Regions from separate parts of the Mus musculus genome. Here region 2 is linked to region 1. The links are chromatin loops, found by intact Hi-C in ENCODE. Cell type or tissue: gastrocnemius. All regions are shown on one strand.

Region 1 (5,000 bases):
TGTTAACCAAGTAGATACACTTTCCAAAAAATAGTGTTTCTATTCCTGCTCTGGGTCTCCTTGCTTTCTCTTGTCCTAGGTTGATGTGTGTCCTCACCTATTAGAGACAGGTCTTACTGTGTGCTCAACCAGGGTAGTCCTCACATAGTGTGCTAGCCTCCTTTGTCTCCATGGTGACTGCATTCCAAGAGTTTCCAAAAAGGCCTTTGGCTCTCACACATCCAGGTACGGGACTTTCTAAGCTGTTTTCTGGACTGGCTGCTAGGGTTTTGGTTCAGGGTAACTAAAAACTGCTTTTGATCCTCTCAAAGGTCGATTCTTAGCATTGTAAAGCCAAACCTTACTTCCTTCAAGTAGTCTGGTTGTATCTGAAAATATGACCTCCCTGCCAGGTCTTGGTAACATAATCACCATTGTTAGTTGTATTGTTTCCAAGCTTCACGAGCTATAGATAGCTTAGCAAATACACTTTCTTAAATGTGCCTGTTTGGTCAGGGTCCAGGGTTCCTAGCCATAATCAGTAAAGTGAACAATAATTTTTATTGTCTCATCGTTGCTAGAACTATAATTTTAAAATATAAATAAATATATATATAATATACATATATTATATAGACATAAATTTAAAATATAATGTTTTATAAATATAAATTCAAACATATCATATATTATATATTTTATAATTTATATATTTATAAATAAATATTTTATAAATATATACATTTTATATATAATGTATAATAAAATTTAAAGTTACAGAAGCTTCCAGCTAGGATGGCAGACTGGAATGTGTCTCTGTGAGACCCACTGAATATGAGCCACAATAAAAAAGGAAAAATGAGCGGGGCTGTGTTGAATTGTGCCTTTAATTACATCCGTTGGGAGGCAAAAGCCTAGAACTCAGAGTTTTTGCCAAACTATCTATATAGCTCATGGAAGCTTGGGAAAGATACAGTTAGCAATGGTGAGTATGTTACCCAGACCTGGCAGGGAGGTCATATTTTCAGATACTTGAAGGATCTAAGGATTAGCGGAGTTCTAGGCCATCCTGGTCTGCAGAGCCAGTTCCAGGACTGTCTGGAAAAATTAAAAACAAAACAAATAAATAAACAAACAAAAAGCAAAACCGAACAAAACTAAGGTGGATACTGGAAAGATGGCTTGATTGTTAAGATCACTGGCTGTCTTCTAGAGTCCCCGGGGTTCAATGCCCAGCATACAACTAATTCTAGTTCCTGGAGATCCGGTGCCCTTTCTGGCTCCCCACGGGCAAAACGCTCACTCACTTGAAGTAAAAATAAATAAATCTAAAAGGATGGGAGAGCAAGCTTCAGAAATCCTTGAAGGTATTGATAGGATACCTGAAAGAGCTGAGAAAAAGATGCATGCTGTATGGAAAAGAAGGCAAGTCTTAGTCCCGCAGTACGTAGCCCTAAATGGGTTACATCTGAAACGTAAGCCGGGTGGCCCTGGTTAAGAGACTAGCTACCCTACCCTCACGACGAGTGCACAGCCTCACAAAGCCTCATATCCAGCTGAAGACTGTAATAAACACAGAGGCACAGAACAGCAGCGGAGAAGCATCCTTTGTATCACTTTGTATGGCTTACAAGGATTGGGAAATGTACCGACTGGAGAGAGAGCCACTGTTTGAAACGGAGCTACCTTGTGTGCCTGAGAACAAGAAACAAGTAAAGCCAGTTTATTCTGCCGCAGCTATGGGACTAGAACCTGTCTAGGGAGCAGGCAGAAGGGGCTGGAGCTCGGACTGGTTGATAAGTGGGTGTGGCAGGAGGTTGAACTCAGGCGGTCAAGCTCCAGGAAAAGGGCCCCCCACCCTCAGTAACTGAGCAGGCTTCACCTGCTGAGACCAACCCGGAGCTGGAGCTTGAGCGTCCTGAGCCGGAGGAGGTCAGCTGGTAGATAACTCTGAAGCCACTATCTGAGGAGAGCCTGGAAACTGAAGGCCCAGAGGTCTGTCTGTCTGTCTGTCTGTGCGGACCCCAGCTGCATCCCTCCAGCAGGGTGGTGAACATACAAGTGGTCTGAAAGATGGAAGTCAAGTACAGAGCACAGTACAGCCTTTACATCCCACACCCACAATGCCCTCGGGAGACACCTCCAGCTACCACAATAGCCACCAGGGGGTGTACACTGGAGTATTTCTCTACAGAGAAAAACTTGCCCAGCCCACAGACTGCAAAGCTAAGTATGGCCAGTAGAGGTCCCCTGTACCCAGAAAGTGACGGCTCTGGTGGCCATGGGTACTGAATACAGGCTCAACGCCAACCTAAACCACACGAAAGGCAAGAACCCTCAAGTCCAAATGACCTTCCCATCCAAGCGTATAAAGAGTAGCTTCTAGTTTTTGAAAACTTTTAGAAAACCCTTCAACTGTTGAACTCCAAGATGGAGTGACAGATGAAGACTTCAAAAGTTCATAAGGAGGGCTAGAGAGATGGCTCAGTGCTAAAGACCACTGACTGCTCTTCCAGAGGTCCTGAGTTCAATTCCCAGCAATCACATGGTGACTCACAACCATCTGTAATGGGATCTGATGACCTCTTCTGGTGTGTCTAAAGACAGCTACAGTGCACTCTTATACATAAAATAAATAAGTCTGTCTGTCTGTCTTTCTTTCCCAATTTTTTATTAGATATTTACTTCATTTACATTTCAAATGCTATCCTGAAAGTCCCCTATACCCCCCCACCCCCCCACCCACTCCCACTCCCACTTCTTGGTCCTGGTGTTTCCCCTGTACTGATCCCCTGTACTGAGGCATATAAAGTTTGCAACACCAAGGGGCCTCTCTTCCCAATGATAGCCGACTACATATGCAGCTAGAGACACAAGCTCTGGGGGTACTGGTTAGTTCATATTGTTGTTCCACCTATAGGGTTGCAGACCCCTTCAGCTCCTTAGGTACTTTCTTAGCTCCTCCACTGGGGGCCCTGTGTTCCATCCAATAGCTGACTGTGAGCATCCACTTCTGTGTTTGCCAGGCACTGGCGTAGCCTCACAAGAGACAGCGATATCAGGGTCCTTTCAGCAAAATCTTGCTGGTGTATGCAAAAGTGTCTGTGTTTGGCGGCTGATTATGGGATGGATCCCCGGGTGGGGCACTCTCTGGATCATCCATCCTTTTGTCTCAGCTCCAAACTTTGTCTCTGTAACTCCTTCTATGGGTGTTTTGTTCCCAATTCTAAGAAGAGGCAAAGTGTCCACACTTTGGTCTTTGTTCTTTTTGAGTTTCATGTGTTTTGCAAATTGTATCTTGGGTATTCTAAGTTTCTGGATTAATATCCACTAATCAGTGAGTACATCTCATGTGAGTTCTTTTGTGATTGGGTTACCTCACTTAGGATGATGCCCTCCAGGTCTATCCATTTGCCTTGGAATTTCATAAATTCATTGTTTTTAAGAGCTGAGTAGTACTCCATTGTATAAATGTACCACATTTTCTGTATTCATTCCTCTGTTGAGGGAAATCTGGGTTCTTTCCAACTTCTGGCTATTATAAATAAGGCTGCTATGAACATAGTGGAGCATGTGTTCTTATTACCTGTTGAAACATCTTCTGGATATATGGCCAGGAGAGGTATTGTGGGATCCTCCAGTAGTACTATGTCCAATTTTCTGAGGAACTGCCAGACTGATCTCCAGAGTGGTTGTACAAGCTTGCAATCACACCAACAATGGAGGAGTGTTCCCCTTTCTCCACATCCTTGCCAGCATCTGCTGTCATATGAATTTTTGATCTTAGCCACTCTGACTGGTGTGAGGTGGAATCTCAGGATTGTTTTGATTTGCATTTCCCTGATGATTAAGGATGTTGAACATTTTTTCAGGTGCTTCTCAGCCATTCGATATTCCTCAGTTGGGAATTCTTTGTTTAGCTCTGTGCCCTATTTTTTAATGGGGTTATTTGGTTTTCTGGAGCCCATCTTGAGTTCTTTATATATATATTGGATATTAGTCCCCTATCTGATTTAGGATAGGTAAAGATCCTTTCCCAATCTGTTGGTGGCCTTTTTGTCTTATAGACAGTGTCTTTTGCCTTACAGAAGCTGTGCAATTTTATGAGGTCCCAATGTCAATTCTCGATCTTGCAGCACAAGCCTTTGCTGTTCTATTCAGAAATTTTTCCCCTGTGCCCATATCTTCGAAGCTTTTCCCCACTTCTCTTCTGTAAGTTTCAGTGTCTCTGGTTTTATGTGGAGTTCCTTGATCCACTTAGACTTGACCTTAGTACAAGGAGATAAGAATGGATCAATTCGCATTCTTCTACATGATAACCACCAGTTCTGCCAGCACTATTTGTTGAAAATGCTGTCTTTTTTCCACTGGATGGTTTTAGCTCCCTTGTCAAAGATCAAGTGACCATAGGTGTGTGGGTGTAGGGAGCGGGTGTGGCGGTAGTCCCAAGATGGCGCTCGAGACTGCAGCCAAGTCTTATGACTTGCACCTGACTTCCTCATACACCGGAAAATAATCCACGTCCATCGTGAGAGCTGCGAAGGCGCACCATGACAAAAGATCAGGCCATTTGACGAAGGCTAATGAACTGAGATTACGCGGACTGGGCTGATGGGGCGTGGTTGAGGGGTTGTATAAGGGATTGCGATTGGGGGCTAGGAGAGATTCCTGCTTGCATGTTAAAAGGTTCCTGAATAAACTGCTTTGAGAAGAACCCTGTGTAGTCGCTCTTTTCTGCTGGTTCGGAGACAGAAGCGACATGTGGGTTCATTTCTGGGTCTTCAATTCTATTCCATTCGTCTACCTGTCTGTCGCTATAGCAGTACCATGTAGTTTTTAATCACAATTGCTCTGTAGTACAGCTTTAGGTCAGGCAAGGTGATTCCACCAGAGATTCTTTTATCATTGAGAAGAGTTTTTACTATCCTAGGTTGTTTGTTATTCCAGATAAATTTGCAAATTGCCCTTTCTAATTCGTTGAAGAATTGAGTTGGAATTTTGAAGGGGATTGCATTGAATCT
Region 2 (5,000 bases), 160 kb after region 1:
TTGAGTCTTTCTTACCAGAACTCTGCAGCTTGCTAGATGTTGCAGAGCTCAGCACATTCTGTGATCCCTGGTTAGTAGTCAAAGGTCTTAGGGGACATGATAGTACAGTATTACAGCTCAGTGCGATAACAACTCCCTGGGAAAAAGCTGAATCACTAGTGAGGGTCTAAAGAGTATAAAGACATGAGAGCTACTTAAAGAGCTGGGATGTAACTTAGTAATAGCGCTTACCTTACACGCACACAGCCCTGCTTTGTTCCCTAGCATCACAGAAAAGTGGTTTTCTATAAGTGAGTAGGTAACTAGATGGAGACAGACGGAGATAAGGAAGAGAAGAAAAGAATGTCCTAAGGAGGGAAACCACAGGGTCCATAGATGTGTATATGTGTGTGCCTGGGAAGCTGGGCGCTTGAAAGGCATAAAGGAAGAATAGTAGAGGGTATAGCTGGAGTAAAGCCGGGTTAAGAAGACATTTATGGGCATGAAACTTGATGACCTTCCACACATAATGCTGCATAGAACCCTAGCATCGGGGACAGGGCGGGGGTGGGGTGGGGGGTGGGGGGTGGGGCATAGGCAAGAAGATCAACACAAGTTCAAGGCCAGACTGCTCTACATAGCAAGTTCCAAGCCAGCTGGGGTTACACAGCAAGACCCCACTTCAAAAAACACAGCCAAACAAACAAAAATGAAAGGGGATGAATGTTATTCGTCAGTCTACCTCAAGTCACTGTAGAGTTTTAAGGCAGGTACTGACATGAGCAGTGTTTTATGAAGATCAATATGGAAATTGGGAAGGAAAGAATGCAGTGGAGAATGGAGCAGCAGGAGTTGACAGTTACAAAAGGCCACATGTTGAATGGTTCCATTGATCTAAAATGTCTAGAATAGGCAGATCACTAAGAAGGTAAATAGGTGGTGGTTGGGGGAGTTGATAGTTTCTTTCAGGGGTGGTGAAAATGGTCTAAACTAAGATACGAATGTTGGTCTAATAATACACATAAGCTGGGTGGGGTTTATAGCAGCATTTAGAGGCAGTGACATGTTGCACAGATGTAAATTGGAAGTTGCTGATGGGGTCTAGATAGGAAAAAAACAAGGGAAAGCCATTGGGATCAAGCAGTAAATCAAAGGTACAGAGAGCAGGTGCCCGATGGAGCCACTTACGCTGGCCACACCCGAGATCTGTCGCTTGGCTAATGGTGGTTTCATCATCCTGTGAAATTAGAAACTCAGTAAATCCAAGGAAGACAGACTGTTTGTCTTTGCCACATTTGTGTATGGTACCTGTAAAACAGCCAAGTTGAGCTTGGAGCTCGTGGGTGGGTAGAAGCACTGTGGGACTTGAGCATTCAGGCTGCCAGGGAACTGCGAGGAAGGGACCAGGTTGGTAAGAAACATCTGGGAATAGAGTGCTCCTAGGGATATCAGGAACTAGTGGAGTGACTGAGTAAGAGGCCATCGGTGGCCACACAGATGAGTAAATGGGAATATAGGGAACCACATCCAAAGGACGGAAAAGGAGAGCCAGAAAGGGAGTGGAGGATTGATCATGACAAGTTGTGTGAGCAGTCTCATAAAAGGTGAAGTCTGGGAGCAGGAAAATACGTGGCACGGGTGTGCATTACAGATAAAGTACCTTCCCTTAGTCAGCTATAGTAATGCCTTGTACACGTTTAAGTAGTTACATTAGCAACACTGTGATGACCTAGATGATGAACGGAGTGTTCCACATGCACCATCTCCAGTCCTTGCCTGGCCCTTCAAGGAAGGCATAGTTCTTTGCTTCCACTTACAGATATGAACACTTGGGAACAGGGTCTGCCTTGCTGTGGGTCCAAGCAGACAGTCATGGGCCAGCATCTGTTACACAGCTAGAAGGAGGTGGAGACAGCGGCTGCCATCTGCCTCCTCCCACCAGTACTGGGAGTGAGATCCAGGCCTCGTTCATATTTATGTACTCTTATTAAATGTAGAGCCAAGTTGGGCACAGTGAAGCAGGCCTCAAATTCCAGCACTCGGGAGGCAGATGCAGGCAGATCTCCAAGTTCAGGGCTGGCTTGGTCTATGTAGTAAATTCTAGGACAACCAGGGCTATGTAGAGAGACCCTGTCTCAAAAGGGAGGGGTTTTGAAACAGCTCCATGAGTACAGCTATGGGCCTCAAACCTGATGGCCTGAGACTGATGCCCAGAATTTAGGGAAAGGAAGAAGGAAGAGCAGTACTCGACTAAGTTGTCCCTGGTCTCCACATGTGCTCTGTGGCACATACTACCCCCAACCCTACACACCCTGGGCAAGGCAGCTCACACCTGGATCCAGTACTCATGGGGCAGGGTTGCCAGCCATGCCAGGCCAGCCTGGCCTTCAGATTGAGACTCTGTCTCAAATAGTATGGAAGTCTTTATTTTACGACAGTCTTTCCACTCTTTATAATACTTCATTGTAGATAGACTTAACTAGCATTTTGCTGATCAGTTAGGTTTGTTTTCTAATGTCGAGATGCCCTCTTCTGGACATCTGTTGCACTGAAGACTTTCAGCTTTCATTTTGTAAAAATAATTCTGAATACTTCCTATGCTCTTAGACATTAGCCCAGGTAGAGTGGCACAAACAGGACAGACAGGGTCCCTGGGTTCTTAGCACAGCTCATAGCTGGGAAAAGTTAGGTGGTTTTAGACCTAGCAAAGGAGACTGGAATGGAGGAAGGTGGGAAGATGGGAAAGGGCAGTTATCCATGTCTTCAGAACCAAGATTGGAGATTTTACCTTACTGGAGAATGTTGGTATAGTTTTCAGTAATTTAGGGTTGGTAGCTAATTGGCCCACAACTGTCACACAAACATGTCCTGGTCTGCCTTGAACTTGTCTTGCGGTCTGGAAGGTGAGGAAGAAGCCAGCCATCTTGGAAATTTGCCACCTTTATTACCTACATATGGTCCCTCTCCTGCCTACTGAGGTGTTTGTCAAACTCCTAGTCCTCATATGGACAACATGTCCATATGTGTGGACTCAAGTGCCCTGGACTCTTGTGCTCATCCTGCGTGGGGTACAGAATGGGCTGAGGGTAGGAGGGCTCATGTTCATGTCCGGCTTCGTGTGTAAACTCTCTCTTCCTTTGAAAATGACAGTGTTGCTTAAGCTGTTTTTCATTTACTTATCACCAACATTTTACATGAGGGTATGGAGTTTACCAAATGTTTAGATAGAATCCAAGTACTTAACTCTGCCCAGACTGAATCAGAGGCCCTGCAGTCTCATTTCGGCTGGCACTGCTTTGTGTGGCCTGTTCTGTGCAGAAAGTCAGCCATGTTCCCTCACTCTCCTCCTGTATAGGAAGCACCTCCACAGCACTGCCGGCCCTCAGCGTCAGGAGCATCAGTCAGTCAGTGCCGGATGAACAGCCCTCGCCGCCTCTCCCGTGGCCACAGCCTGGTTTGGTTTGCAGCCTCCTGGCCAGAGGCTGTGACTGTCTGGAAACATTGTGTTAAGTAAGGGTGTTAAGGGCAGCAACTGAATCTGACTTGGTCAGATCAGTGATGGATCTGCCTGGAAGGATGCTTATGCTCGCTCAGGTGGAGCTTAGCTTCCCATGGAGCCCAGGGTCTGAGGAGAATAGGTCAGTGTTGTCTCTCCACAATGCTGTGCTTAGGAGAAGAAAAAAAAAGCTTGTGTAATGAAAAACTCATTTGTCTTCCAAACCAGGTTCCGGTATTGACAGATCAATATTTGTTCTGCATATTTGATATTTATTTGCAAATGATAAGGAAGTACTGATCCTCCTGTGTGGACCATTTATCAAACCTTGACATGTGCTTCCTGTGACCAGGAATCTCTGCACAAAAAGGACAAATATTTATTCCTCACAGCAGTTACATTCTGACCAGCTTGGACATAAACTCTACAGGGAACTAGCATTTTCCTCCCTTATCTCCTTAGTTACTGCCGAGGCAAAACACGGCTCTCAACTCAAAAAGAGTAATGTATTCTGGAGCTAAACATGAGTGACCGTGGTTCCAGAACATAGACTAGGTTAGTCCAAATTCCATGCTTCTAAGTGGGGATGTTTGGTGAGGTGTTTACCGCAGCGGAGCATTCTTAAAGCATGCCACTTTTCAGACGTGTTAGAAACATCAGGCAGGTAGATTAAAGCCAAGGGAGGAAATGGAAGCTCCAGGCCTCACGCCCTATCTCAGGGCATTCACAGCCACTTGGTCGGTGGCATTGGTACACTGAAGACAGTCACAAAGATATTAGCTCACACATAGAGGAGGGCAGGAAATGTCTACAAAAGAGCTAACAGTGGCTCTGGACTTGTAACATTCTAACTCCAACATTGTTGAAGTCCTAATAAGTTAGTTGGCCTTGGGCATTTCTGGTGGGGGGTGATGGGGAGTCAACTTCTTCCTGAGAACTTTCCTTCAATACAAATAAGGTAAAAGGGGGATGGAGAGATGGCTTAGAGGTTAAAAGTACTGACTACTCTTCCAGAGGTCCTGAGTTCAGCTCCCAGCAACCATGTGGTGTCTCACAACCATCTGTGATGAGGTCTGATGCACTCTTCTGGTGTGTCTGAAGACAGCAACGTGGACAGTGTACTCATATACATAAATAAATAAATCTTAAAAACAAAAGACTTAAAAACACACAAACAAGGTAAAAGGAACTAGGCATTGCTCTGAAGTGCTCAAGGAAGTGCTGTCTGTGTGAAGAACCTTGGAGTTCAATCCTCAAAGGAATACAAATTTATTTTATTAAATTAATCTTATCCTTTTTCATTCTGTATGTATATTTTCTCTGCATGTATACCTGTGCAGCACAAACATGCCTGGTGCCTGCAGAGGCCAGAGAGAGCATCAGATTCCCTGAAACTGGAGTTACAGATGTTTGTGAACTTCCATGTGGGCCCCAGGAATAGAACCCAGGTCTTCTGGAAGTGCAGCTAGTGCTCTTAACCACTGAGCCATCTCTCAGTTCCAAGTTAATAAGTCTTACAGTAGGC

What was found. A loop is a pair of places that touch in the nucleus more often than their neighbours do. Peaks named below come from ENCODE experiments on the same cell type or tissue, not always from the same donor. Only the 100,000 strongest peaks of a DNase experiment are listed, where the experiment ranks them.
Region 2: a loop joins it to region 1, with 12 times the contacts of the local background. A loop is called at or near these places in 34 of 42 quality-filtered maps.

The regions. Positions count from the first base shown.
Region 1 is chr10:40,209,815-40,214,814 of GRCm38, reverse strand. No RefSeq gene overlaps it. Among named protein-coding and RNA genes, the nearest start is that of Rpf2, 35 kb to the left of the region's middle. In gastrocnemius, no CTCF peak of the experiment used is centred here; DNase peaks (open chromatin) are centred at 1,880 and 2,198.
Region 2 is chr10:40,050,985-40,055,984 of GRCm38, reverse strand. All of the region lies in intron 4 of Slc16a10 (solute carrier family 16 (monocarboxylic acid transporters), member 10), which reads left to right. Among named protein-coding and RNA genes, the nearest start is that of Mfsd4b1, 28 kb to the right of the region's middle. In gastrocnemius, a CTCF peak has its summit at 2,515 (motif pointing left); DNase peaks (open chromatin) are centred at 1,974 and 2,335; H3K27ac peaks cover 2,271 bases.